Linked DNA regions of Homo sapiens: region 1 is linked to region 2. Evidence: chromatin loops called from intact Hi-C (ENCODE). Cell type or tissue: CD14-positive monocyte. All regions are shown on one strand. Each heading gives the region's core, and the rest is flanking DNA. Links, peaks and the distances in the headings are about the cores only. Region 1 overlaps MIR100HG (mir-100-let-7a-2-mir-125b-1 cluster host gene). Region 2 overlaps MIR100HG (mir-100-let-7a-2-mir-125b-1 cluster host gene).

Region 1 (12,564 bases), core at 1,548-9,547, 47 kb before region 2:
ACTTAGCATCACTAAACCACACACTAAATCTATCATTCAATAAGGGTGTTCTTGGCACTCATGTTGGCTGAATGTAGACTTGATACTTGTGACAAGAAAAAGGAGAAACATATTTAATGTCTTTGATGTGTCTACATTTTTATGTAGTTATACCAGACAAACATTGTCACTTCCTAAAAGTAGAAAAATGAAATTATATTGTGGCTTGGCAAATTGGCCAAGGCTCATGTATTACATCAACACACCTTAATGAATAGAAGAGAAGCCAAAAGGTACTGAACACAGGGGCAAATATTTTATTCCCTCAATAAAGGGGTATCATTTTGTTCATTTTAGAGATGAGGAAGTCAAGGCTCAGAAAAGTGGTTTGCTCAATTACCAAAGAGTCAGTAAGTGGTAGAGTTAGGATTTCCACCCACATCTTTTGGTTCAAAAGTCTTTACTCTTTCTATTACATCCTAATGCTTTTCATTAAACTCAATTTCCTGGACACATGTCGTTTCTGTTTTTTTATATGTTGGGGCTGTTGGATGTGGTACTAGTTGGATGCCTGGTAAGGACAGATGTGTTCATTCACAACGTCTGGGAGGAGAGACGTCAGGAACATGTATTGAGCTCAATGTTGGCTCTGAAACACTCAGGCGCTCTCTGACTTGGACACTCAGCTCTATCAGTCCCACTCTCTGAACCTCATATTCTATTTCTACTGGGGCAAATAGTGTGGTTTTTGACTAAGGAGTCCTGGGTTTCTACAGATTAGCTGTGCGGCTTCTGGGTGTAGCTTTTTCTCCATTGCAAAACGAGAAGGGTTTGGACACATTGAGTTCCTACGCCTATGATTTTACAATATATCCCTGATTTGGGGGCTTATTTCAGCTGAGTCATCTGAATTCAGTTGTGTAAGATGATGGATCTTAATATCTTTATAACATCTTTGTATCTTTTTTTTTCAGACAGGGTCTTGCTCTGTCTCAAATCTTTATTTATTTTTAGCCAAGGTCTAAAAACAAGTATATATATATATATTTTAGACAAGGTGTTGCTCTGTCATCCAGGCTGGAGTGCAGTGATGTCATCTCAGCTCACTCAGCCTCAACCTCTCCGGCTCAAGCAATCCTCCCACATCAGCCTCCCAAGTAGCTGGGACTACAGGTGCAGGCCACCACGCCCAGCTAATTTGTGTATGTTTTGTAGAGACAGAATTTCGCCATGTTGCCTAGGCTGGTCTTGAACTCTTAGGGTCAAGTGATGTGCCTCTCTCGGCCTCCCAAAGTGCTGGAATCACAAGCATGAGCCACTGCACCCGGCTTAAATCTTTACATCTTATTTTTCACTATAATCACAAAGCTTCAATTACACTTAGACAATCTTTGTTGCTTTCTATAATTATGGTGACTTATGTTTGTGTAGATCTGTATAGCTTACAGAGCTGTGTTACACACCAAGTCTCATTTGATCTCTCCATAACCCAGATGAAGGGAGGTGGCATCAAACATGAGTTTGAGTTACTTAAATTCGTCACCTGTAAAATGTGCATGATATTAACATCTGTCGCCTCAGGTAGCTGTGAGGAAAAAAGATCATGCATGTAGCATGCTTAGCAGGGAATCTGTCACATAATCAATGTTGAACATATGTTGGCTGTTTATTTGGTGCTTTGCTCCAGATCTCACACATTCCTGATGACAGACCTGGCCTAGGACGTAGGTGCTCTAACTCAGGTTAATGCTCAAAGTCATACACTGTGCTGTTTTCCAAGATCTGGGTGGGAGACCAGAAAGAGAATTTCTTCGAGGGAAGGATGGAACGTTGGCTTTAACCCTGGGTCTATATATGACAAGTATTTTCATTTAATATGTTCTTATAGGCACCTACTCTGGGCTAAGCACTGTGTTAGACATGAGGGAAACTGGAATATGAGTGGTATAGTGTTTGCACTTGGAGAGCTCACACGTAGTGGGTAAGTCAGATGTATAAAAAATAAACAATGTACAAGCATTTAACAATTTTTTTTCAGGTGAATAATGAAAGCAAGGTGCTTTGGTGTGCACAAGTAAGGAAGCACTCAAGTGCCAGGGGAGTTTGGCAAAGTTATCCTTGAACTGGGTTCTGACTGATGAGTTGGCATTACCTAGACAAAAGGCCAGAGGAAGGAAGGACAGGACGAATAGAGGGAATGGTGCATAGAGTGTAAAGAATTGTGAGAGAACATCCAGGGAATGCAAGTGTTTCCACATAGCTAAAGCACAGTGAGAATCTGAGGCTTTGGCAGAAGTTGAGTTGAAGGAAGTGGGCTGGAGTCAGATTGTGAAGAAATCTGTATGCCACGCCAAAGGGATGAACATTTATTTGTCTTGAAAGCAACGGAGTAACATTGCATGATTTCAAACATAAAATGACATGCTGATTTTTTTTTTAAAAAGAGAGCACTTTGTTGTTTATGTAGAAAAGGCTTGGAGAGTGTGATTACTGGAAGCTGGTTTTAGGTGCTACCATCATCTAGGCAAGAGAAACTGAAGACACACATTAAGACTACAGCAAAGGCACTGGAAAAGCAACTCAGATTGGTGAGATCTTTTGGATATATTTGGCAGGGTTGGTTATTGGGAGGGGAGAGCCATTTAGAAAGAAGGAGTTGGGGTGACTCCCAGGTTTCTGGCTCTGGTGACTGGGTGAATGGTTGGCTATCAACAACACCAGCCATATAGGGTTAAGTACTGATGAGGAGTTCTGTTTAGCTATGTTGAATTTTAGTTTCTGGGGGCCATTGGCAAAAGTCTTGGAAGTATTTGCTATTCTGGAGAGAGACTTGGGATGGCAAAGAGAATATAAATGAGCAATATCAGTGAAGTGGAGAGTTGAAGCGTCAGCTGTGGAAAAGATGTCACAGGGAGAATGGGCAGTGAGAAATTGCTTAGTTTTGTCTGTGTCTGCAGAGACCAGAGGATTTTACCACACAAATGGTAATTGTTGAATAAAGTTCCTCTAAGAACCACAGTTTTGGGCATTTCACTGGGGCTGCACATTTCTCTTACTGGCAACTCCAGAGTGTGTAGAGAGTGATGGGGCTGCTGGTAGGTAGTTGAGTTTCCTTCTCCTACTGCGTATCTTCTGCGATGCCATTGCTCACCTGAGGCTGATGGAATGAAGGTGAGGAGAGGGAAACCAAAAGGGCCCACTCAGCTTCCTATGAGAGACCCCTAGTCTATTAGGTTTGGAGATAGTCCCATTCAACTGTTGGCTGTCATGATGTTTTAGTTCTTTTGAATTTACATTGCCATTCCCAGATGCTGTCATGGATTGTAATAAACTGGTGATGTCAATTATAATCAATATTTTCCTTTGTGTGCAACATTTTTATTTTTAAAAATTTTTATGGATGCCCTCCCCACCTCAGGTCTTTTCTCCAGGAAGCTGCTCCAGAGTGAGTAGCTCTCTAATATTTTTTCTTAGAAGAACTTTTCTTTTCAGTTCAGAATTTTATCAGCAATTCTTATGCTAAAAGAGGTCAGGAGATGAGGCATTTCTCACGTTACCCTTGAAGCTACTCATGAATAATGGCCTATATCACCTCTATTGTCTGCTCCAAAACATAAGCAACCAGACATAAAGGCAGAGGAGAAATTAAAGATCTCTGAATGAGCCAGCAGAGCAGGCTAAGGCTGGGGTAGTGTGAAGAGGTAAAAAATTCAAGGTAGAGCAGATGGTAATGTAGGGGGAAATGTCTGAGTAGATTAACTACTCCACAGATAGAGAATAAGCCATATTCCTGGGTTTAAAGGCAAGAAGAACAACTGAAAAATATTCTGAAATCTTCAGAGTGAGATTAGGGCATCCCTCCCCAAGAGCAACGTAGCTAAAATAAATTAGAGGTCATTATTCCAGGCTGAATGCATAATGCACTAAGCTCACTGGGTTTTTGCTGCCCCTTCCTATAGTTTCCTGTGATTTATGCTGCCAGTGACTGCTGCGTGGGGGAACTCTGTGTCTCTAAATACTTTCTTCCTTCATTGGTGAATTGATTTCACTGAACTCCAACTGGGGTTTTAGGGTTGAGGGGGCCAGACAGACTGGAGAAGGTGCCAAGTGAGACTAGAAAAGCCAAAGTGAGCAAAATAATTCCAAGCAATTCTACAGGTAGACAATACTTACAAAAACAATGCCTTCTTATAGCTTTAAAGCATGGCACCTGCCTAGCAGCAAACTCACCCAAGGCTTTCAAGAGAGTGGCAACTTTTAAATTAAAAACTTGGCTGGGCTTCAATGCTATGCCAGCTGAGTTATTTTAAAATAAGAGCGGGAAACAAAGACCACACCAACTGAGGAGGTCATAGAGTGTGACAAGGGGTCTGTAAGAGGGCATACCGTGCTGCCTAATGGGAGAAAACCGAGTCCTTTGTGCTGGGGTGAGTCCAGGGAGTGATGGATGCTTTATGCGTGGAGGCTCAGACCTTCCTGTCCGGCAGCCTTGCTGCTGCTGGGCTGTGTGAGATGCCTGGCTTGGCAGAGACTGGCCTTTTGTTTCAGTGTCTTCTGAACCAGTGACATCAGATTTGATGGGCTATTGGCGCCTTTAGAGAGGCAAGTTTTATGTTCCTATGTTTTATATTAAAGCTTGTTAGAAGTAAATAGAAAGGATCCCTTTAATCCTAACTGGGAATAAAATAGCTGAGTCTTCTAAATGAGAATAATAATAAACGTACAATAAAATTACTCCAACCCGTTAAGACTTTCTTAAAAGATTACCTCATGCTGTACCTCCATTAAAACAGGAAGGAAGTAAAGCAGCACTGCACTCTGGGCTGAATCTTCCTTGTTTCATTTTTAGACAAATAGTTTTATGCAACAATCCTCTTTCTTCCCCACTCTTTCATAGAAGCCCAGCATTAATGAGGCTAAACCAATGGCTGCACTCTGGTGGCCCCTGGAATATGCTTTTATTTGGTGGGGGCTGGGGTGCATCTCCCATTCCAGAGCTCACAAAGGGGTCTGGAGTTTCTAGAGATCTTTGCAGGAGATGGTTCAGGGACTGTTGTAAGGACTGGCTAACATTCACACCATGTACTCTCTGGACTGAGATGGTAACACATCCTAATCTACAGAATCAGAATTAGAAATGGAAAGGGCTTTGAAAGGTCTTCCTAGACCATCGCTTATTGCCAGGCAGAGGTGCCCTTCAATTACCCTAGACAGATGAAAATCTCCAGATATAGGACCCTAAGCCCTCTGTTTAAATAAGAACCAATATACAGTATTAAACACTCTCCTAAAGATAACTGTCCAGCCCCAGCCAGGGATGGCTCAATTTTGTTATACTCAGAGCCACTTCTTTTTATTTTCCCCACCTACTGAAATCTTACAGATATATGGATTAATTAAACCATTCATTTACCCAACAGGCATTGATATGTTAAGTGCCTAGAGTGGGCACAATACTAAGCACAGCACTGTGGGGAATACAAAAGAACTAAAGGAATAGTCCTAGTCCTTGAGGAGTATATCATCTTATTGAGTGGGCAAGAAAATAATTCACTGAGTGACTTGAGAACAATACAGCACAGTGCAGTGGAAGGATGATACTGTGGGGGCAGACGACATGCTCTGGGATGTAGGGAAGTTTCATGGAATGAGGCCAGTCTTGAATTGGCTTCTGAGGAATGTGCTGGATTTAAACTGGTAGAAAATAGAGGGCTTGGGAGAAACATCTTAATGTCTGTGTAGCTTATACAGGAATTGAGATTTCATTCCTTTCTCTCCCTGGAGACTGCTCCTATGCAGGTTGTAGGGACCATCCTGCCCACCTTATAACCCATATCCTCCACCTTCAGCAATGATCAAAGCTTCTGTGATTTATACTGACAGAGCTTTGTGCTAGTCATTCTCCAATAAGCACCCCTTTTATGAGACATACATATTAGGTGCTGAAGGAGGAATAAGCCCACAGAAAAGGATTCATGACTACACACTTTGCCTTCCTTCCTCGTGGTGGGCAGGACTAAACTGGTATTTGCCTCACCTTTGCCTCCTTTAATGAAGAACTGGCAAGCTCAGATACCCAGGGATCTCTGGTCGTCTAGCGTGGTGCTCACCAGTGGCCGTGTAACTTCCGGTGGGCAGTATTGGTAATTTCTTCAACCTGGTGGCAGCTTTCTCCAAGCCAATGTTCATGAAGATTTTATACTCAAAGCTGGTGGCGCTCCTTATATCTCATGCTTCATATTTGTTTATTTATTTATTTGAGACAGAGTATTGCTCTGTTGCCCAGGCTGGAGTGCAATGGTGAGATGTGGGCTCACTGCAACCTCCACTTCCTGGGTTCAAGCGAATCTCATACCTCAGCCTCCCAAGCACCTGGGACTACAGGTGCTTGCCACCACGCCTGGCTAATTTTTGTATTTTTAGTAGAGACAGGGTTTCGCTTGTTGGCCAGGCTGGTCTTGAACTCCTGGCCTCAAATGATCCTCCTGCCTTGGCCCCCCAACATGCTGGAATTACAGGCATGAGTCACCACACTTGGCTTCATGCTTCATATAAGCTTAAATGCCCCTTCTTTGGGGAATTCTTCCCCTACAGATAGACATAATCATTCCTCTTCTTTTCAGTTGCAGTACTTATATCACAATTTGCAATTATATGTTAACCTGTGCACTTACCTGATTCATGTTTGACTCTCCCACTAGAATGTAAGTTCTATGAGTCAAGGACCTAATTTGTTTTTTGTTTTGCTTTGCTTTTTGAGACAGAATCTCACTCTGTCGCCCAGGCTGGACTAAAGTGGTGCGATCTTGGCTCACTGAAATCTCCGCCTCCTGGGTTCGAGTGATTCTTGTGCCTCCTCCTTCCTAGTAGCTGGGATTACATGCATCCTCCACTACACCTGGCTAATTTTTGTATTTTTAGTAGAGACAGGGTTTCAACATATTGCCCAGGTTGGTCTCAAACTCCTAGCCTCGAGTGATCCGCCCACCTTTTTGGCCTCCCAAAGTGCTGGGATTACAGGCATGAGCCACCACACCCGGCCCCTAATTTGTTTTGTTCACCACTCCACACTTAGCCCCTAGCCTAGATACTAAAAAATAAATGCTTGATGGATGGATGAAAGGATTTAAAACTAAAATCTTGAGTGGGTAGAGCTGCATGGCCCTAGGAATCAGGACACCTAAGGTCTCCTTGGGATTCTTATCATAGCCAGAGATGTTTCCTGGCTGCTGGCTCTGAAATCACCCACAGGATTCCCAAGAAAGCATTGAGAGAGAATGCCTGCTGTCACAGTCTGGAGAAAAGACATCCTGTGGCCTCTGAATGAACTCAGCAGAGCCTTGCAAGTGTCATCCCAGCTGTTTTAGAGGTGCTGCCTTGTCTGTGATTACATGCTGGATGCCTCTAGCATTGCCACAGGAATCCATTTTATTGCAATGTGGATTTTCCATTAGAGAGGGGAAAACCAACTCAGAAAATCAGCTTTACTTATATAGTAGATTTCCAAAGGAAAAGAAATTTTCCCTTATTTCATGTTTTCAGTTTCTTATTGACTTTTGGCCTGAGGATTTTTAGCTTTACATTCTGGATACTAAAATGATAGCAATAACTACAGCCAGTCTTTACAGAGATAGGCACTATCAAGTGCCTGTGCATATTATTTCACTTAATCTTCACAACAGTCTTATGGAATAGATGTCACTGTATTAATATGGACATTTTCTAGAGGAGGCATAGAGGGATGAAGCCATAGAATAAACAAGTAGTAGAGCTGGTGTTTGAATCCAGGTTTAGTTCTACCACTTGCATTCACCATACTGCCTCTGAACACAGTCTAATATTTAATTGAATTCTATGCATGAATCAGGCCCACATATAGTACATATGCATTTTGTTATTTAGTTGTTGCAACAACCTTATGAAGTGAATAAAATTATTATGCCCATGTTACAGGTGATGACCCTGAAGCTCAGAGAGGTTAGGGAAATTACTCAAGATCACACAGCTGGTTAGTTATTGGCATTGCTAGACTCAAGCTTTGATCAGCTTACACTAAAGACTGCATTTCCAGCCACTACCCATTACTCCCTATGCACTCCCAGAAATGCCCTTGCATGGACAGTGGAGCTTGGTGGCCTTGTGGGACTAGTTAGCTGTGTGCCATGCCAGTGGCTCATCAAAACTGCAGCAGGAAGTATACACTGGCAAGTTTTTCTATCATTGTGGTACAGCCCCTTCCTCACTGTATTTTAGATAGGGGAAGTGATCTTCTTTTGACAGTACTGTTTAGTTAAATTGACCTGCTTTTCAGAATTGAAAACTCTCTTATTTTCAATACCTAGCACACTCCTGGTAAATGAGCTGCTTCAGTTTTCATTCTTTCCATTTGAATCAGTTTCTGGCACTGCCAAAGAAGGTGAACTGAGACAGGTATCTCCCTCTGCTTATTTCAGTCAAAACTCTGTCTTTGTACCAATCAAAAAAAAAAAAAAAAAAAAGGTGGGGAGGCATTTAAATTATCCAAGTCAGCTTTCTGTAATAAATTCACCATTATGTTGAGGAAATATAAACTGGTGTTAAGTTTCTGCAAACAAGATGCCCAAATAAATTGGTGCTCCTTGCCCTGGACTCACTCTCTCCATCCATGCATTGTCCCCATGCTAGCCAAGAAGATGAGCCTGAATCCCTGCTCCTCCCCACCCCATATTCTATCTTTCCCTCTTTGAGATGCCTTGGCTCCTGTTGTCACCTGGTTCTGTGAAGATGAGCTCAAGTTTGGTCTGATCTCTTCAAACTTTAATTTATAGTGCTCTTGTCAGTATCTGGGCCTTGGCTTTCTTCTGCAGATTTTTATTTGATTAACCCCTTTGACTTCTAGCTTCTCTGGTTGCTTTAAGGTGGAATCTCCTGTCCTAATCTCAACTCTTCTGAATTAAATTTCAGCCCCTTTGCCACTAAGGCCATTCCTGAGACCCAGCAAGTTTTTGCAGTTGTCTTATCACATCCATAATCAGCAATACAACTTGGCCCAATCCTTAAACAATAGGATATTATTGTCTCTCACACTGATAGTCCTAGTGTTGACAAAATAGAAATAAGTTTTGATGGTTTCATTTACTAGAAAGAATTTAAATACAAACATCTGAATGGAATAGGTGGCGGCCCCAAAACAGTTTTGAATATATAAACAATTTTGTCACACTTAAAATATCAATATAAGTAGGACTGGATCCTAGGAAAATTACCTGTTGAAAGGGAAACAAAACCCTCAAGTTATATTCTCACCTCACAAAAGGCACCTCAATTAATTTCAGGTAGATTACATGCAAAAATTGTATACATAAATAACTTGAAGACAATATAAGTGAATATTTGATTTTGAGTAAAAAATACTTCAAGATATAAAAGCATGTGATGATGTCCTCAAAGAAAATATCAATACACCTGCATATATAGAATATAAAAGTTCTGTAAACTGAGAAAAAGTAGAAAACGCATTTGCAATAATTGAAAAAGAGTTCAAATACGTGCATACATAGAGGTATGTTTGTGCATGTGTGTATATATAAACAAACACACATATACACATACATATATGTGTGTGTCTTACAAATCAATCAGAAAAAAATAGCAGCACCACTGAGAAAATGACAAAGAACACAAACAGATAATTAACAAAATTTAAAAAAAAGAGACATGATCAATGAACTCTTGAAATATCAATCCAATCTCACTAGAATTCAATTTTAAAAAACCAAATTAAAAAGCACTGCTAAGTAAAACTGAAACCTAGTGAGATTTCAACTCCCTTCAAATTGGCAAAACTTTCTAGAAAGCTATTTAGCAATACTTAAAAAAAAAAAGAAAGCACTTTCATCCAATAATCTCACTCCTAATCTGTACTAAGGAAAGCAGTCAAATATTCATGTGGAAAGATGTCTCTCACAATCTTACGTATAGTGCAAAAAAATGAAATTATCCTAAATGTTCAATATTGGAGGAATGGTCAAGTAACATATCTATACAATGGAATATTATATTGTCCTTTAAACTGTTTTTGAAAGATACTTAAACTTCAAAAATGTTCCTGATACAATGTTAAACTAAGAGAATAGGAAGAATAAATATTTATATTATGATCCAAACATTGTAAAAATTATATAAATATGAATAAACATTCACATATATAAAAGACTAGAAATAAATTTATTAAAATACCAAAGAAAATATCAGGAAAATCAGGAAATATCAGGAAATATGAGGAAAAATGCTAACATTATTAAAATGTGTGTACCTGTACTCTTGAGTTATTATGGAACTTTCTTTTTAAATTTCTGTAAAGCATCAGGGGAGAGAGGTAAAAACGCAGGTGTCTTTCTTCCCTTTGTAGTACCTGGGCTGGAGTAAGTTGTTTCAGAAGCAGAGAACGTGCATCTCCAGGGAACTCAAAAGGGCATCCTGGTTGAGTTGCACATGCCACACAGTGCCAAAAAAGCATCCCCTCCCCAGACACTTTCCAAAGCCCCAGATTAGAAGGAATGATTGTGGTTAGCATGAAACCAAATGAAAATACTACTGATAACTGTTCCTGTCTGGGACATCTGGATCCAGCCAGTTTTCATCTCCTGAACCTGCTCTCTTAACAGTTATCTCATATGGAAAAATACTACTCTGAGTTTTCAGCTCTAGTTTTTCTAATACAGCACTTGTTCCCTGTCTTGTGATTGCTTGTGGGTTTTTGTTTGTTAGTTTTTCTAACAGCCCACTTACTCCCTATATTGTGATTACTTGTGGGTTTTTGTTCGTTTGTTTTTGAGACAGGGTCTTTCTCTGTCACCCAGCCTGGAGTGCAGTGGCAGGATCATAGCTCATTGCAGCCTCAAAATCCTGGGCTTAAGTCCTCCTCCCACCTCAGCCTCCTGAATAGCTAGGACCACAGGTGCACCCTACCATGCCCAGCTAAGTTTTGTAGAGACAGGGTCTCGCTATGTGCCCAGGCTGGTCTGGAACTCCCAGGCTCAAGCAATCCTCCTGCCTCGTCTCCAGAATGCTGGTATTATAGGCGTGAGTCACCGCACCTGGCCCATTGCTTCTTTTAGTGGCAGTCTCATATACTAGCCTGTGAGCTTTAATGGGGTAGAGATCCGCTCAGTATAGTAGAGTCATGCTCAGTAATATTTGTTGAGTGAATGAATGCACTCAAGGAATGAATAAATTTACACTGCTATATTTTGCTTCTGACCATAAGTTATACTTGACCAAGTGGGTTATCTCTCTTTTTTTCTTAGAGTTTACCCACAGTAAACTTAGCTTATCGGCCATTTGGTCCCACTTTTACTGAAAATCAGATTAAAGAGGTTCTAAGGAGGAAAAAATGATGAGAGTGGTCAAGGGCATGGGCTCAGGCATCAAATTGCCTGGGTGTGAAATTGACTGTATTATGTGCTAGCTCTGTGATCTTGGGCAGGTCACTTGCCGTCTTTGTGCTTTAGTTTCTTCATCTGTAAAGCTGTGATGATAACAGTAGTACACACCTCTTAGGGATATTTTGAAGATTAAGTGGGTTGTTAGACATAAAACACTTAGCACGTTGTCTGGCATTGTATAAGTACTCTGTAAGTGGTAGATATTGTTATTATTATTTTCCCCTAAAAGCAGCAGATATCTTCTTCAGTTAATTATACCTATTGAATTGGTTTTTTTAGTTTCTACAAGCTTTCCAATATTTTCTATCCAGACCATGCATAGGTAATGAACTTGATGTCTTAATAAAGCTTGATATTTTGCAGCAATTATTTTAAGCTCTCTCATCTATTGTCTGATTTCATTAGTTAATGATTGTCATGACAAAGTAATAAAAGAGGTCCTTTTAAAATACTTCTGATACTGCAGATGTCAAACATCAATTACTGCCAAACTTTATTCCAAGACTAGTAGTATTTTTCTCACTTCAGGTTTTGTAATTATTTTCATTTTATGACATAAATATTTTTTATTTAGACTTGAAGCTCTTTGAGGGCAATTTATCTTCCCTACAGCTCCCACCTATACTGTTTTATGAATATTCTACTGATAGATAAAAACTTATTAAATGAATAATCAGATCTTTTCCTCTTTTATTGCAAACACAGGGAACACTTAGCCGTGCTATTCTTACTTCTCATCAAAGGTGTTTCCGCCAACTCACTGCTAGATTTCTTCTTGTAGTTTCATCTTGGAATTTTAAGTACTTTTTTTTTTTAACCTTCAAAAGATGGTGCTACCATTGGCAACTAAGATTGGCGTGCACTGAAAGACTGGTTGCTGGTGGCCAATTCACTTGATACAGCTCTTCCAGCAGCAATATTTCCCCTTGGATTTAAATACATAATTGCAAAAAAGGGAGGTCTCAGACCATACTATTTCTTTATGTCTTAGATGAAATAACATATTCAATTTTTAAGGCTTTATTGTTATTTTTGTCAACAATAATAATACCTTCAGTTGTGCATTGGTGAACAGTTTATTGAGAGTTCTATATACACTATTTCATTTAATTTGTACAATAAGATTGCATTTTTTCCTTTTTTTTTTTGAGACAGGATC
Region 2 (12,564 bases), core at 1,673-9,672:
TTTTAATCTCCTGTCAGTTGCTATCACTGTCAGCATGACCTACCTCCAGTGAAAAATTCAGCTTTCCTTTAAGCCTTACCAGGAATGCTAAATTATGAGGAAATGTCAGGATGGGAGGATGCTATAAACACTAAGGACATATTACTGGAGGCGGGGGTCATGGAAGGACACTGAGGTCTCTTCCCTCAACACTACAAGGACTCAGAAGTCTGTATTTTTGCCTTCTGGATCTTTTTACAGTTGGAGTTGATATACTTTGTCAGTTGAGCACTGTCTGTCTCCAGTGCTGACTATTGTTATATTCTAACCCAGTGAATTGTGAATCGAGATTTCCATGCCTGGAGGAGGAATAACCAATTACCAGTGCACCAAAACACACCAAGACCCAGGATATAATCTTTTTGGCAGGTGGGGCAATTGGCGGATTTGTAGTTGTAATGTTCTTTGAGGTCCACTCATGAAACAAATATTCAAGTGAAACGGTAGCCATAAAATATGCTTTGAAACGTTACAATTACTACAATCCAAATGAAAGAAGGTACAGAGTAATTATTATCAATATCTCAAATGGAGAATTTTGGTAGTGATATTTGCAGTGGGTCAAGAGTGTTGCACTTCAACAAATCCCTCTTACCTAAGGGAAAACCAAAGTTAGACTTGTGTTAAGCATTTTCAGTAATTCTATGGGACACTATCAATCATAGTGAGCATGGTAAGAAATTGATATTGATAAAAGAAAAAGACATTACCCTCAAGTATTTGGAGTTTAGTTTGGGAGACAGAACCAAGAAACATAAAGTAATTGACAAAGCATGGATGTAAATGCAGCGTCCACAAGCAGAAGAAATTGAAGCAGTTAGATTATTAGATTAAAAAAACCCTTATCTATGAGTTATTGTATATACTTATGCATTTTGCCATGGAAGAGATTAGTTTTTTCTCTCTTTGAATGCTTTTTAAGAAAAAAGAAGAGAATTTCATACATTTGCTTGGTTTTCAGATCTTGGCTTTTAAATTCTGGTTGTGGCTTGGCTTCTCTTGTACTCTAAAACAGCTCATTAGTCACTTGAGAGCCTTGAGCCTTAGTTTCTATAAATCTATAAATGGACAGTTGAAGTGATGACTTATATCCTACTTTTTTCTACAAGTGTTAGATTCTAAGTGTATGCAGCGAGTGTTTGTACTTTTCATTATGGTTGCCTTTTATATCCTGCATTTGATTGATTGCATGATGGAAGCTTTAATCATGATATGGCCCCTCTTCTCCTCTCCCCCCTTCTCCTAAGCTACTGGTCTTGCTTTCCCCTACTCTTTCTTCCCTAGACTTTAATCTTTCCAAATTCAGTACTTGAATTTTTTTTTGAAGGAATTGAGATACTGAGGAGAGAGATTTGAAGACCTAGACCTCAAAAAAGGCAAGATCTTTCTAACTCTTCTAATTTGTGTCTGTTACATTGAGGACATACTGGTTTATTCTTCCGAATGAGGCTTTCTTTTATTTATGTTTTTATTGATGGAATAGTGACCTACAATTTCTAAAGTATGTTGGGCTCCAAAATTATTTACCTTGACTTTACCCAAAAAAAGTCACAAGCTAAGATTCCGCTAAAGACAGACATTTCTGAGTGATGAACTAGGGCCAAAGAAAGTTAATCAAGGCACATAGAGTCGGGTCCTTTGGGCCCAAGCAGCATAGAGGATCCCTGGAGATGTTTTGATCAGTGAGGGCAGGACTGACTATTGTTTTAGCAATTTCTCCCACGTAATGAACAAGTGGCCTCTCTGGCAGGGATGGAACGTTCCAATGAAGGCTACATCACAGAATAATCTTGCCATTTTCACACAAGGTCATTCAATCATACTTCACAGTTATAAGTGATCTAACTTTCCAGCAATTGAAAGGCTTCTATATATGGAATCCTTGAGTAAAGTCAATTCAGGCTCTGTGTGGGCCCTTAAGTTATATCAATAATAAGAAATGCTGTCATTTTGTTTCTCTTCCAACTAATTTTAAGTTTCAAAAGAGCTCTGAGTGGCTAATATTAATATCAACTAGCTAATGTAGATACTAACCAGAGTTTTGATTATAGCTGTAGCAAACTTTCTACATTTAATGTTGATGCATAACTGCAGGCTCTGGTGATAAGAAAGCAGCCTGCAGTTTCAGAAAGTAAAAGCTCCTTTAGGATAATGTATATAGCTATTTAAGGTCCTCCTCAAATCTGAACTGCCCCTACTCTGGAGGTGTTTATGTGTTGAATATGTACTGACAATCAGTATGGGAAAGAATTGAGACCACTAACTGACACTCCTATCTACTAATAAAGATTGTTATCCTTCTTTTTTTTTTTTTTTTTTGAGACAGAGTCTTGCTCTGTCTCCCAGGCTGGAGTACAGTGGTGCGATCTCAGCTAACTGCAACCTCCGCCTCCCTGGTTCAAGTGATTCTTCTGCCTCAGCCTCCCAAGTAGGTGGGACTACAGGCATGTGCCACCATGCCCGGATAATTTTTGTATTTTTAGTATAGACAGGGTTTCACAATATTGGCCAGGCTGGTCTCGAACTCCTGACTTCGTGATCCACCCGCCTCGACCTCCCAAAGTGCTAGGATTACAGGTGCGAGCCAGCGCACCTGGCCTATCCTTCTTTTTTGGTTTTCTATTTTTTTCTTCTCTTCTAGTCCCAATTCTTTTTTTTCTTCTACTACTCTTTCCAACTCTAATCTGTTCTCCTGTATATAGTCACCTTTTGATTAACTATGACAATTAAAAACCCCAGGCTATCCTTACCGATCGTTATCACACATATTGCTAAACCTAGAGTATGTGTATTGGGGGGCAAACTAATTAAAATTTATCTTCAACAAAATCCAATTTTAGAGGCAGGTGTCTGTGCACACACATGCACGTGGGTGTGTGTTTGTGTGTCTGTGTGCATTTGTGTGTGTAGAGGGGAATTATGAATCAAACAATGTTTTAGAATTATCAATTTTCTTATTTTATTCATAGCAATGCTACTGTAAATTAGAACAGGCAATCTAGTGTAGATTATGCCTTAGGTTTCTACAGTCTTAGAAATAGGTATAAAATGTCTTATTCACCTATTTGTTGTTTTTATAAAGCTCCAGAATGTATGCATCTATTAACAGACCGTATTGTTCAGCATCTTACTCTTTTTGTGGCTCTTCTGGGATAAATTGTATCACATCTCGTGCAAATGGGCTAGTGGCTGCTTTCAAGGCTTACCCAGGTAGCTATTTATCTTGCTAACACTTGGTAAATGGCAGTGATAAATGATCATGTACTTCCCAGGAACAGAAGTGTATTTCCAAAGGTCAAGCACATTTGAGTGATCTGTTGATGATCTGTAAGAGAGGAAACTAGGAGCCAAGGCAAAACAGAACAATAGAAAAAGCTGAAAGTTCCGCAGAGAGCACAGTGGCCCTGAGCTGGGAGGTGCTGAGCAGAAGGACTCTGGTTCTTTCTAACCACTATTCCTTCACAACAGTTCGTGAACTTGGTGAACACATAATCTTGGAATCTAGTGGTGCCAAGGCCTTTGAGAGGGCCCTAGATCCTCTGTAACTGCTTGTATCAGAGTGAAATGTGGTAGAAATCCTGAAAGGATGGTCTTTCATTGTCTCCGAGACATGTCTTAGTCATCCTTCCTCCTCAAGGGCCTTTTCTGTAATTATCTGCTTTGCCACTTAAAAAGCCCTTTACAGGCATTCATGCTGAAACTCACAGCTCCATGAATTGTTGTCTCCATTTTTCAGAGCCTGGGTTATTAGATGCAGCAAGGTTAGGGTAATTGGCCAAGAGCAGACTGTTTTGCTCTGAAATGAAACTAGACATTTAGGATGCCAGTTCTAAAATGTTATTCCTTAATCTTTCTGGATCTGAATTGCAATTCTTTTATGTATGGCTTATGGAGTAATTTATTTATGCATTCAACACACATTTCCTGAATATCATTTTGTACCAGATTAGAGTTGGAGAAATTAAGATGAGTAAAATATGGTCTCCACCCTCAAGGATTTCAGGCAAGAGGAAAAGAGAGACAGAAATGAAAAGAATTATAATACGATATGACTAATAAGGTAATAGAAAAACAAGTGCAGGGAACAGAGCTCCCAACTCTGTCTGAGAACTTGGGAGGTTACAGGAGATGTTGTTTGATCTGAGTCCTGGAGGATTATTGGGGTTTGCCAAACAGACAGAAATGGAGAATGGCATTTTCCACAGTGACTTATCTAGGCATTCTCCAGCAACATCCACACCTCCTTTCCTGAAACTCTCAACAGATGAACTCTCCTTGCTGAGAAGGTTGGGACCATCTGACATGAGTTGCCTCAACTTCCCTCCATATCAAAATTATCTGTATCTTCATCTGTCTTCTCCTTCTTCTACTTGAATCAGAAAATATAGTGTCTTCCTTCTTGCTGAGACTAGGGCTCCCAGCTGGAACCACTGCATGCAAGCTCTCCATGTTCTCTCCTCTTTCATAAATTGTCTCCAATTTTTCTCTACTGATAAGTTCCATTCTGATAACAAACAAGATACTCCTTATCTGGAAGGAGAAAAAAACTGCTTTGAATTATGCACAATCCCACCCTCCTTCCACCTTCAAGTCAGACCTGGCCACCCTTGCCTTGCCATCCTTCCCAGAATTGTCTGCACACATTTCCCTGAGATGACATAGCACACGGATCTTCTCCTACTACAGGTCAGGGACCGAGTAAGCTCTTCTTACATTCTTTGCACCTAAGACACATAAAAGGTTTTTAATAAATACTCCTCCAATGAATAAATAAATGAGGCTTTTGAGTAAGCTCTCTGGGTCTCCTTAAAAATTTGCAGATGGTAGTAGCACTTGATTACTTGGGAACTTCAGATAGGAGTGGGGAAAGATTTAGTTCCTCTGTGAATGTGTTTTCTGAATATGAATGGGAGTGAGCATGTGGTTAGGTATTACTTAGTTGGCTAATCAGAATGCACCTGTCATCTGGACATCCTCTGTCTCCCTGTCTAATTCTCAGACATTGTCTACATCTATAAGTCCACCCAGCTAAGGCAGCAATGATACCAGTGTCTCCAGACCTTTTGGTCATACCTCTTGTTTGGGCAACCTCTAGAAATGAGCTGCCATTCCCACCCCCAACTGCCATTTCCTTACTGCCTTTCCTTTTGCCATTTTTACCAGCAAATTCTGTAAGTGTGATTATGTCCATGGAACTTTTGGATCACCACCTCTTTGAGCCAGCTCCAGTCATCCTCATTATATTTCATGTGCATGCTTTAATAAAGCCCTTTCACTTATTGAAGTACTGTCACTTACTTTAGTTCAATTGGCCATGGCAACAGAGGGAGTCTAATAATAATGTCAGCAATGTAAAATTAATGATGGATAATGTGCTGAGTGTCTGGTACCAGAATCGATACTTTATACATTATTCCATTTCATTCCTAAGTAATGACTAATAGTGCAGGTGCTAGAGTTTGGGCTGACTAGATGTGAATTCTGGCTTCACTTACCAGCTGTGTGACTCTGGATAACGAACTCGCTATGCCTGTTTTCTGATAAGAAAGTGGGGGCATAGTACTGGTATCTATTCCGAAGAGTTATTGTGAGTAGGAAATAAGATAATGCATGCCAAGTAACATGCACAGTGCCTGACACAAAGTATGCAGTAAGCCTTATTATTATTATTAATCCTCACAGTAAGCCTGTTACTAACTGCATTTTAACAGATGAGCAAAGAGAGGCTTAAAGTCTGGATTCGAAGTTGATGTGGCTAACCACCATTTGTACCACCTCTTGTGCACTGGCAGTCATACATTATTATTAGATTGGATTTAAGGGCTTGGGCCAATTGGTCTTTAAAAGTAGTGAACTCTTCTGGCATATTATTTGATTGTTTCTGAATTCTCATTTTCCCAGGTGGTATGTGCCAGGCCCTCTGATCTTTCTCCCTCATCTCTACCCCCCACCAGACTATAGAAATAAACTTCTCAGTTTGCAAGGGCAGAGCAGTTCCCTGCTATGGTTGAGTGGCCACATCCCAGCCGCTGACCTTCCCACCAGCTGTCACACCCTCTACCTGCTGCCAAGTGGCCCTGGAAGATCATCCAAGTGATTTCCTGCCCCTGGAAACATCAAAGCCACCCTCTCCTCCGCCTCATTCTTCCCACTGAATGCGCCACTGGTTGGTATAAATGGAGACAAGTGCTGAGCAGTCTCGACCACTTGGGAAGAATTCAGGTCCATGGGTGGGGGCGGGGCCTCCATGGCTAGGGCAGGGAGGTGAAGTCCCCTGTAACATCCAGGGATGTGGTCAGACACTCAGGCCCTAAAAGCACCCATGAGAAGACTAGTAGATTAGGTGTGTAATCCTGTACCTGGCACCTGCATTGGTCTCAGAGGGAGGCCAGTTGCCTTGAGTTATTATTTCCATATCGTATAATAATCAGGCAACTGTTTTGAGATCATGTCAAAGATAACAAAGCATCAGAAGCCTCTTCTGTTGCTGAAGAACCAATCAACCTAAACTAATACTTTAATGACCACTTTTCCCAAAGAGAAAACAAATTCAGGCAAAAAAAAAAAAAAAATGAAGCAGGGAGCTGAGAAGAAACTTGTCTGGTCAATGAAAAGAAAAAAGAGACGTCTGGAGCCATGGCAATGGAGCAGGGATTACTTTGATCTGGAAAATAGATTTCTTTTTTTTTTTTTCCTCCAGTGCTTTTTCTCAGGCAGCCAAGAGATGCTATTGAGCTTGATTACGGAGGCCCTTTCAGAATGAAGGGGCACCTCAGAGGAGAATTGAATGACTGCTTTCAGGGACAGCTACTTTAATAGTCTCATGTTTGAAAAATATGCAATTAAAGGAAATACTATTACAAATAGCCTCTATTTGTTGCTTTGAAAATACTATCGATTAACTGAAAAATGAGAGAGGTGTGCAAGATTATTATGTTAAGTGTAAACTACAGATTGAAGGAGGGAAACACACACACACACACAAACACACACACGATCTACTTACAAACACCTAAAGAGATGGTGGAGAAAACACATTGTATGAATCTTAAGCTCTCTATTCCTCTACACATAAAAATGACTTTCAGGGAAAGCCTTGCCCACCAGAGTTTTCAGTCACTTTCTTCATGTCACCACTGTTAATAAAAATAAAAGTGTTATTGGTTTAGGATTCCATTTCGTGTAAGCTTCGTCTGCAGCAGTTGGGGGCCTTTATGCGTGAGAATGATGCTTTTTAATGAATGTTCTGTGGGCATTTTAAATGAAACAATAGAGATTCTGGGCAGTTTGATCTTGCATTTTCCACTGATATTTGCCTTCACCTCTCAGCCCCCTGCCAAGTCCCTTTCCATGCCACCTCCTGCCTGCTCATGACATCCCCGCTCCTCTCAGATCTTGCCCTGTGTTAATTGGGAGATATTCAGCAGACAAGTGGATGCGTGTCTTTAGTGCAGGATAAAAGAAGACTTTGTCCTTCCCAAAATAGACAGAAGCATCTCTGGCTATTCTTTTAAGAGATTTCCAAAATCTTTGTCCAGGTAACGTGCCTCATTGTCATGGCAACAGCGGGATGGTTCCTGTCTCTTTCTTTTTTCTTTTTTCCTGGCCTTCATAGATCTATTTAACACTTTTATAACTGATTTATACCTGCCATTTAAAAGTGGATGTTCTATTCATCTGCATACTTGTAGAAAATAAGAAGACTGAAAGTGTAATTACTACTTTTAGGCATTTGATCTTTTTTACTCTCCCGGGAAAAGTTGACCAGAGGTTTATTTGTTAGTCCCTAATCTGTATGCACATTAGCCCAAGATAAGATGGAATTATACCTTTTCTTTTCTTTTTTAAGCTAAAATTTGATAGGCATTTATGATGAACTAGGCAACTGGGCTAAGCCTTTTATCTATTTTTAATCCTCAAAACAAATTCATGTATAAGCCCAATTATTGTTCCCATTTTACAGACGAGAAATGGAATCACTGAGAGGTTGAGTAATCTGCCTAACATCACAGCTCACAAGTGGTCAAGCCAGGAGGCCCAAGGTGACTGCAAGCCCAAGACATGGCTGTGTCACAGGCATTTGAGGTGGTCTCCTCAGAGGAGATGACCTACTATTCTGCCACACATGAAAAGAGAGCTGAGATTGGGGCTAGATTTTTAGCATGAAGGGTTTACATCAGATCTAAGTAAGACTGTCTTCATGGAAAGGATAATTTGACATTAAAATGAGAGGTTAAGGGAGTTCTGGAAACTTCTTTGGAATCTGATGGTGTGGAAACCTGGCAACAGAGGAACAGGCCATTCTAGTTCTCTTCTCTTCTAGAACCAGAGGATCTTTGAGGATTCTCTGATTCCGTAGGGGTGAGACAGACTGATGTTAAAAAGGAGAGTCAGAGACCTGTCTCTTGATGCACAATGGAGTGGACTCTGCTGGCTCTTGAGGCCAGGAAAGCACAATCCCTGGTGATCCAAGTACAACAAAGGCCTCTCTGTGGCAGAACCGCAAACCTCCCCGCAGGGACAGGTGCTTTCCTACACCCTCTTTGGAAAACGGCTAAATGTCCATCTCAGGTGCCCAATGACTCATCTGGAGTTGTCAGGGCCCTGTATTAAATTCCTTTAGTTTCTCTACATATCCTGCTTGAATTCTTCTCATGACCTTTGCAAACCCTGGGCCATCTCCCTGGAACAATCTTTCTCTCTCACTTCAGTGGCTCATCTACTTGAGAGGAAGGATAGCATACCAGTTAAAGGTGTGGTCTCTGGAAGCCAGCCTGCCTGGGTTTGAATTTTATTTCTACCATATACTAGTAACCGTGGGTAAATTATTCTGTATTAGCCCGAGTTTTCTTATCAGTAAAATAGGGAGATATAATAGCATCTGCTTTGTAGAGTTATTGAGAGGATTAAATGAGGCGATACATATAAAGTTCTAAGAAGAGAGGACACATTCAGTAATTCATTGTTATTATCATTATACAATCCTTAAAATTTCAGCCTAAATACCTGACTCATTAAATAACCTTCTCATGGTTCTATAGACTGGGGTGGCTGTGGCTACTTTGTGCCTCTGTCTTAATCTGCACTTCCCTTAGCCTGACAGGATTGCTTGTTTTCTGTCTTCCCCGATAAACTGAACAGGTTACTGGAGGAAGGGACCCTGTCTTGCTCACCTGCATACAGTGTATTGTTGTGTGTGATATTTGCCCTCAGACAATATGAGGAATGGGAAAGCCAGCCTGGACTTGAGTAGGACAAGGAAAAGTTTTGTTAATATCTCCAAGAAATTATTTAGGAAGTTTTCTCTTAACCTAGTACAGTCTTAGGCGTTTATTAGTTGGGGGATGGGGGAGAGAGAGAGAAGGCATGTATTATGAAATGTATGCTTTCATGAGAGACCCAAGCAAAGGAGACATCTAAGACATAATTAACCAATCAGGGCAACACAGAGAGTGATCAGTAGGAAATGGAATTTTATTAGGAAGGCATGTGCCAGAGACAAGGTTTCTGGTGAGCCTTTGAGGATGCAAAGAACGCAGTGAAGCCGAGGAGACTATTTAGGAAAGGAGAGCATGAGGAAGAATGCAGAGCTGGAGACAACCACTGGGCTGAAGCTGAGTGATGAGTGGAGTGTGAGGCTAGACTGGATGGAGCTGGGTTCTGAACTGACAGCTCCATAGGAGGTAATCAGCCCTGTGGTTAAGGGCATGGATTCTATAATCAGATAGCCCTGGTTTGAGTGCTGACTCAGCTACATACTGGGGAAGTGGCCAAGGGCAAAAATACTGAATCTGCCAAGCTTCAGTTATCTTCTCTGCAAAAGGAGAGGAAAGGAAGAGTCTCTCCCTCATAGCCTTCCTGTGAGGATTAAATTATGTGATTCATGAATAAGTTGAAGCCTGGCATCTAGTGAGTGCTCTGCCATTATTTGCTTTATTATCAAATTTACCTCTCTGAATTTTTGATTCTTCGTTTTTCTGACTCCAAAGGTTGATGAGAGACATTTTATTTCCATGTCAACTAAGGAAGAGTTTTGCCTATTTCCTCTTGTTAAAAAAAATCCCAATTGTATAATTGATTGATCAGGCATTTAACTTCATGAATTGTGGGGTTACAATTTGCAAAAGGATTATGCCTTTCGCTAATCTGACAGTCTGGTGGGGTGGGCTGGGGATGTGTGATTATTCCTTTTGCAGCTGAGGCAACTGAGCAATGGAAGTTTAGAGAATTTTTCCAGAGTTATGCAGTTAGTGAATGGAGCACCATTAACATGCTCAGGATTTCTGACACCAGGGTAATTCCCTCCTCTGCCCCCATCAAACAGGTGCGTTTCTTTCTGATGACACCAAAGTCCTCTTTCCTGATCTCTGCCAAATCGTTTTGGAATTTGTATCCCATCATAATTTAAAAATTTGCTAAAGTGAAAATGTAAAAAGGCATTTCAAGGCCAGTGATTTTGCATTCATTCTCCCTAAAGGTAGGTAATTGGAAGAAAATTACAAGAAAAAAGATCAATTTACCAGATAATCTGCCTCAAAAACATCACAGATCTGTTGTACTAGGTAGACAGAGCTGAAGCACAAGACAGCCCTTGTGCTTGCTGCCTCTGCACAGACCACAGACATTACATATGCCAGGAATACTATGGTTCACTGTAGAGATTTTTTGTTATTTTGAGCTCACAGAGCTTATGCTATTACAAATTGGATTTTTAGTTTGGAGTATTTGACTCCATTATGTGATTCCGGCAGAAGACCTTGTCACCCTTGCCTACTTAAGCAGAACATCTTCCAGCAACCAGAAGGGAATCTTTTCAGGAGCGAGGTGAGAAGCTGCTGGTACTGTAAATCCCTTTCCAGGTACTACAAGAGCAATTGAATGCTGCTTCCAACCTAGAAACTCAGTAGATCCTGTGTTTGAAATTACTTCTTTTGAGCCTGCTGGAGAGTTTTTTTTTAAGCCTCATTTCTGGAATTCATGTGATAATAAACTACTTTCATTTTATCTTGAAGCAAATTCAGTAAAAGATCTGAAGCCCATGCATGCACAACTTCTGATTGTCTCTGCAATACAAATGCATCTAACCATTGTACTTGTCATGGCTCTTGCTTTATCTGGGACCAAGATATTTGATAATTCATTACACTGACGAGATTATTGAAGGCACTTTAAAAAATCCAACAATCATCAGTCATAGTTCAGAGACATATTTCACAAATGAAATCCACAGTCTAGTGGAGATATTGCCACTTATATTACATAACCATGCCATCTGTCTCAAACCACAGCTTTGAGGATTTCTACTTCATTTTGTTATGGGGTAAAAGGGTGGTTTTTTTTTTTTATTTCTTGTGTATCTCTTCAGAAGACACAGTACAAGGTGACAGAATGATAGAATGTTAGAATGGGAAAGGCCCACACGTAATAAATAGCCCTGAGGCCCTGATGGTTTCCTACTAAAGAATGTATACACACAGAATCACTATCCAGATTGACAGGGAACCTGTGCTCTTATTGAAGGATTTAGAAAATTCCACGTACACTGTGGCTGCAATGTCTATGCCGTTTTTATTAGTTTATAATTTTCTTTGGTAATCCCATTCAATGATGTTTTCGTTTTACACATACGTGATCAACTACACATTTGAAGACTTTGGTTAGGGAACATGTCAACACACTGGGCCACAGGTCTAGCGAACTTTGTCTAATGCTGATGCCCAGAATCATCACTCAGTTCCAGTCTTGGGTTTTGCTGGATTATTTGCTACCATTAGACTTTCCTGACTCACCTTTTCACATTGATAAAATTGTGTAATACATTTTAATGGTTATAAAATTGGTTTATAATTTAAACAGAAAAAGAGAGCGGGGGGTAGGCCAGAGAATAATTCTATGAAAAACTGAAGTTATAAGTAGTAAGAATGATTTTTCTGTACATAAAGTATAGCAAAGAAACTGTATTGTCATATCAGAAGGTAATCTCTACATTGGCTGAGCCGTACACACACAGTTGAATGAATTCAAATGAAAGCATTAATAGAGGCCATGTCTGTTTATTAATTGATTATAACATTGAAAATATTGTCAACAAACAAAACGTATTCCAGGCTACTTAGCTTATTTTACCCAAGATTCTTTTTCCATAGGTGTAGTCAGAGAATCCTTTGTCAACAGCTCATATTCATTTGTGAAATTTAAAAAATATGTTCATACTAGACAATAAACTTTGATAGAGTCTCTCAAAACAGTTTAAAATGTGTTTAATTCCATTGCAAAAATCCTTCTGAAAAGTCACGGTGTTGAGCTAGTATGTTGGTTTTCTGTTGTTGCACTGGGAAACTTATTTAGGGGAAAGAGTAATTTTTAGAGCAAAAGTATTTACTATGTCCAAGCAAGAAGTTACTGTTAAAATTAACTTCATTTAAATTAGGGAGTTGGATACTTGTTCTATTCTAAAGCAATCTCCCACCACCATGAAAAGTTCCAACATCTATGTATGAATAACTATGTCAGTGCTATCTAGTC

What was found. Hi-C counts contacts between places; a loop is a spot of excess contacts. Peaks named below come from ENCODE experiments on the same cell type or tissue, not always from the same donor. Only the 100,000 strongest peaks of a DNase experiment are listed, where the experiment ranks them.
Region 1: a loop joins it to region 2, with 6 times the contacts of the local background. A loop is called at or near these places in 2 of 110 quality-filtered maps.

Annotation. Positions count from the first base shown.
Region 1 is chr11:122,312,271-122,324,834 of GRCh38, reverse strand. The region is part of intron 1 of MIR100HG (mir-100-let-7a-2-mir-125b-1 cluster host gene); the gene reads left to right. Among named protein-coding and RNA genes, the nearest start is that of MIR100HG, 100 kb to the left of the region's middle. In CD14-positive monocyte, for the core only: no CTCF peak of the experiment used is centred there; a DNase peak (open chromatin) is centred at 4,774; H3K4me3 peaks cover 1,818 bases; H3K27ac peaks cover 2,728 bases.
Region 2 is chr11:122,264,932-122,277,495 of GRCh38, reverse strand. The region is part of intron 2 of MIR100HG (mir-100-let-7a-2-mir-125b-1 cluster host gene); the gene reads left to right. Among named protein-coding and RNA genes, the nearest start is that of MIR100, 120 kb to the right of the region's middle. In CD14-positive monocyte, for the core only: no CTCF peak of the experiment used is centred there; no DNase peak of the experiment used is centred there.